2 separate regions of the Homo sapiens genome follow, and region 1 is linked to region 2. The links are chromatin loops, found by intact Hi-C in ENCODE. Cell type or tissue: PC-9. All regions are shown on one strand.

The links. A loop is a pair of places that touch in the nucleus more often than their neighbours do. Peaks named below come from ENCODE experiments on the same cell type or tissue, not always from the same donor. Only the 100,000 strongest peaks of a DNase experiment are listed, where the experiment ranks them.
Region 1: a loop joins it to region 2, with 4 times the contacts of the local background. A loop is called at or near these places in 2 of 110 quality-filtered maps.

Annotation. Positions count from the first base shown.
Region 1 is chr17:45,276,227-45,278,726 of GRCh38, reverse strand. The region is part of intron 6 of MAP3K14 (mitogen-activated protein kinase kinase kinase 14); the gene reads left to right. Among named protein-coding and RNA genes, the nearest start is that of SPATA32, 15 kb to the right of the region's middle. In PC-9, a CTCF peak has its summit at 1,351 (motif pointing left); a DNase peak (open chromatin) is centred at 1,226; H3K27ac peaks cover 1,017 bases.
Region 2 is chr17:45,426,834-45,429,333 of GRCh38, reverse strand. The region is part of intron 4 of ARHGAP27 (Rho GTPase activating protein 27); the gene reads left to right. LOC124904016 (a long non-coding RNA gene) reads right to left here and starts at 771. Exons shown (of 2, transcript XR_007065825.1): 1 at 686-771; 2 at 1-405. In PC-9, CTCF peaks have their summits at 896 (motif pointing left) and 1,101 (motif pointing left); a DNase peak (open chromatin) is centred at 1,053.

The sequences.
Region 1 (2,500 bases), 150 kb after region 2:
AGCCTGGCCAACCAAGGGAGACCTTGTCTCAAAAAAAAAAAAAAAAAGTTCAGCATGGAAAGGCCTTCAGGAGGCAGAGTAGCTGGCAGCTCTGGAGTCAGGCTTGCCCGAGTAAAAGCGCTGCTGTGATCTCTTATACCCAGTGACCTTGGGCAAATTACTTGCCCAGGCTTCAGCTTCTTCATCTATAAAATGGGGATAATGATCCCACCAGCTTACAGGCTATTGTAAGATCTGAATAACTAATGCTTAGAAAGGGCTTTACCGGTGCCTGGGAAATGATAAGTGGGCATTAGATCTTAGTTCTCATGAATATCCTCATCGCAGTCCAGCCCCCTCATTTTACGGATGAGGAACACGGAAGTTCAGAGAGGAGGGGTGGCCAGACGGGCAGCCAGCTTGGCCTGGAAGGCTGGGCTGCTTTCTCCTCTGGCACCGACTTCTAAAGCACCTTGTATTTTGAAGTATCTCCTCCCACCTCTTTGGTCTGGGTGGTTGGAAATATTTTTAGCATGGACGGGACACTCTAAGAGGACTTACAGATTTCTGCAAAGTTAAAGCCAAGTTTCCCCAACTCTTTTGGATCACAGCCCTGTTAATATCTCAGTCATTGTTTCAGGGCAACCCAGGCCAAAACAAATACCCAACAGTTCTGTTTATGAAGCAGTGAGGTCGAATAATAAGTCTTTATCCTAACAACTTAGTAGCCATTTGAAAAGCGTGACATAAGTTGAAAGAAAAAGGGTCCTTCCATTTCCAAACCGCCAGATTATTAACGGGATGTATGCCTTGTTGCACATCTCAACCCTTGAAATCAGATAGGACACCACCACCTTCATATCCCACATTTTCTCCTTGAAGTACTTTTAATCACAGTGACCTGCAAAAACATAGCTTCATAGAGATACATTATCAAAGGGAATGTCACGTGCGTGATCGTACTTTGAAGCTGAACTGTCTCGAGCGAGTAGTTCACGCGGTGTCCTGCAGATACTGCGGTGGCCGTTTCCCTCAAATGTCAGATATCCATTTGGCGCCCTTCTGAGTTATCTGCAGTGCCCCGGGGTGCCTCAGCTCAGTTTGGGGGTGGTTAGGCTGAAGACATTTGCTAACAAGTCCTGTTGTTGAATTAGTTCCAACTCAGGTTCAGAGGCTTTTTAGAGCTGGAAACACTGGCAGAGTCAAAGTTCATGGGAGGTGATTAACCAAACCAGATATTAGGGAACCAGAAGGGCGACATTTTCCACTGATAGGCAAAAGTCCAAAAACCCCACAGTGTCAGGGCTGTTTGCCAAGTCAGCAAGTCTGTGAAGATCGCTTCCAAGCTGGTTCTGTTACTGCCAGCGCCCCCTGGCGATGCTACTCAAGGCTTACTTGAGAACCATCAGCAGCTAGGAAGGAGGACAAGTCTACTAAGCGGGGAGGGGGGAGGAATAGCATTAGGAGATATACCTAATGCTAAATGACAAGTTAATGGGTGCAGCACACCAACATGGCACATGTATACATATGTAACAAACCTGCACATTGTGCACATGTACCCTAAAACTTAAAGTATAATAATAAATAAAATTAAAAAAAAGAAGAAGAAGCCTAAGAGGCCGTGCGCAGTGGCTCACGCCTGTAATCCCAGCACTTTGGGAGGCTGAGGTGGGCGGATCATGAGGCCAGGAGTTCAAGACCAGCCTGGCCAACGTGGTGAAACTCTGTCTCTACTAAAAATACAAAAATTAGCTGGATGTGGTGGCACGTGCCTGTAATCCCAGCTACTCAGGAGGCTGAGGCACAAGAATCGCTTGAACCCAGGAGGCGGAGGTTGCAGTGAGCTGAGATATCACACCACTGCACTCCAGCCTGGTGACAGAGCGAGACTCTGTCTCAAAAAAAAAAAAAAAAAAAAAAAGAAGTCTAAGAGGCCGGGCACAGTGGCTCACGCCTGTAATCCCAGCACTTTGGGAGGCCAAGGTAGGCGGATCACCTGAGGTCAGGAGTTTAAGACCAGCCTGACCAACATGGTGAAACCCTGCCTCTACTAAAAATATGAAAAATTAGCTGTGCATAGTGGCAGGTGCCTGTAATCCCAGCTACTGGGGAGGCTGAGGCAGGAGAATTGCTTGAACCCAGGAGGCGGAGGTTGTAATTAGCTGAGATTGCGCCACTGCACTCCAGCCTGGGCGACACAGCGAGACTCTGTCTCAAAAAAAAAAAAGGTCTAAGTCAGTCTAAGTATCAGCTTCTCTGATGTGAGCTGGAGGAATTGGGGAGCTAGCACTTCCTGAGTGCCCACTGGTTGCCAGGCCTGGTGTCAGTTACCATCCTTCCAAATCCTTGCTCTACCCAGGAGCAGATACCACCGTCCCTGCTGTTTGCATGTGGAAATATGTGGATGGGAAGTCTGCTGCCTTGTTTTAAAAGGCGGAGCCAGGATCTAAGCCCAAGATGTTTATATCCAAGGCCTATTTCCTCCCACCAAGTTGCTGGTCCCTGCAGAAAGGAGTGG
Region 2 (2,500 bases):
CTTTATTTATCGCACTTGTGTGAATATTCATGTTTCGCTGCAGAAATGCAAATGAGCTCGATGGTCGGCTGCTGCCCCAAGCCCTGCTGGGAGGTTATATAACCTACTGCAGGTGTGTGCCCCATATTATCTTTCCAAGTCCCAGCTGTTCTGTATTCCGAAGCGCATCTGGGCACGGAACGGGGGATTGCGGGCCTGCCCCGGCCCAACCGACTTGCCCGTCTCCCAGGAGTCTGGGGTCAGATGAGAGGGTGGATGTGAAAGTCAGGCGTCTGCTTCCCTTTGAGGGTGCTTCCAGCATTTCAGTTCCTTTTTTTAAAGAACTCTTGATGGGTTTGTTTCAGAAAGACGTCCGGTTAAGTGAGGTTGTTTTTTTCCCCCTCTTCAGAGTCCAGTTGTGTTCATCTGGGAAATCGAAAATAGAGCACGTTTTAAAAACAGGTCTTACATCCTCAGAACACTCTAGGCGACCCTGACATTTTGAACTTTAGGAACTTTTCAGAGAGGGGCAGCCCGAGGGGAAAAAAAGATGCTCAGAACCGTTCTGCCATCTGCCACCGGCCGTGTGATGATCTAGGGGCAGTTCTTTTCCTCTCTTAGGGTCTCGGTTTGTTCTTTAGCCCAAAGGGAGGGGTTGGACAGATGACCTCTGATCCTCGGGAGCCTCTGATTTCTTTCGCTGTACCTGATGTCATTACCATGAACACTGATGCCCACTATGTGCCAGGACTGAGTCCGGGATGCCCAGACGAAGGAGACACGCCTCCGTAGGCCCGCTGCTGGGTGTTCCCTCCGCCCGACTCGTTACAATGCAGAGCTCAGGTTTTGAGACTAGGGAAAGGGGAACTGGATTCTGCTGGGTCACCTGCCAGCTGCTGACAGCCACTTAACTTACACGCGAGGACGTTCCCCCAGGCCCAGCGTCCTCTGGTGTAAGCACAATACTTAAGGATTAGGGTTGTGAGCCTTAAACGAGGTAAGGCTTCGAAGCGCTTGACAGCAGCAGGGGGTCCACCCAGGCTGTCTGGGTAGTCCTGGTTTGGCTTCCCTGGGTCTCCGCCGCCTTCACTCAGGCTTCTGCAGCGGTAGCCCGCCGCCTTGTGGCCAGGGTGGGGAACGGCACCCGGCGGGCGGGGCTGGGCACTGCCACTCTGTCCTAGTGACGGTGGGAGGGTGCCTGCCCATCTGAGCAGAGCCCCTGGAGGTGGGGGAATGGCCTTGCTCTTTGAACCTCGCATCTGGCCCAGGGTCTGGCTCAAACAGAGTGCACAGAGAGTGTGTGTTGAGAAGCGCAGAGGTGCGGCAGCCCTTTACCTATGAGCCAGGGCTCTGTAGGTCTGCAAGGGCCAACACCCCAGGCCCCAGGACCAAAGAGGAAGGAGACTGCCCAGGTCCTGACATCTCCTGAGAAGACAGATCACCCCGGCTGCCAGGGCGCCTGCCAGGTGGCCCCTCTGCCCATCCTTCCTCCAGCTCCCAGCAGGTTCCCAGTTGCAGTGGCATATGGAGGGAGGGGCACCGATGATAGGGGTAGGGGACTTACCCAGGGGGGGAATCTAGGACATTGGCCAGAGACAGGCAGCTCTCTGGCCCCACTTGTGACCTCCACAAGTCGCTTTGCATCTCTGGTCCTGTTTCCTCCCCTGTGCGATGTGTGCAATAATACCACGTTCCCTGCCACAGAGCTTTATTCAAGAGGCAGCTGTGGGTCTCCCTGGTGCTCCACCCCCAACAAAGTCCAGGGTAGGGAGTTGGCCCTGCCCCCGCAAGGGAACCCCATCCCTGCTCTTAGTTGTCCCAGGCAGAGTTTCCCCACCATGATCCTCCAGGCCCATTCACTCCTTCATTAGGCATCAACTAGCTGAATACCTGCCAAGCCCTGGTGAGCCTTCGGATCTGGAGAGGACTGAGGCACAGCCACGATCCTGGGGGACTCACCCTCTTGGATAGGAGGCCAGCAAGAGAAGACATGGGGCCGGGGCTCAGAGTGGAGCATAGGGTTGAGAGTGGGTGCCCACCCGGGCAGGGCCTCGTGGGCCCTTGCCAGGAATGTGCACATTATCCTGCAGCCGCTGTGAGGCTTTTAGCAGAGACAGGAATGGGATTGAGAAAAAAATCCCTGTGGCCAGGGCTTCAAGAATGGCTGAAGCTCTTGGTGGTCTCGTGGGCATGTGTGGAAACAGAGGTTTGGGAGATGGATGGGCAGGGTCTGGGGGCCGAGGGAGGTGGGAGGGAAATCAGGTTGAGTTCTAGATTCCCAGCTGGCACTCGTGGGCAGACAGTGGTGCTGCTTCCTGACGGGGGGATGACTTGGGGAGGAGCAGAGTGGAAAAAAGATGGGGCCCACCTGGATTTAGGTGCCAAAGGGAAGAGAAGCATGAGAGTGCTGGCTCAGAGGCCAAGAAGTGTCCAGAAGAAGGACGCACAGGAAGGTCATGTGAGAGAAAGGCCGTATAACACTTACCCTAAGTGACCACTAGACGCTCAGCTGGTCAGGGGG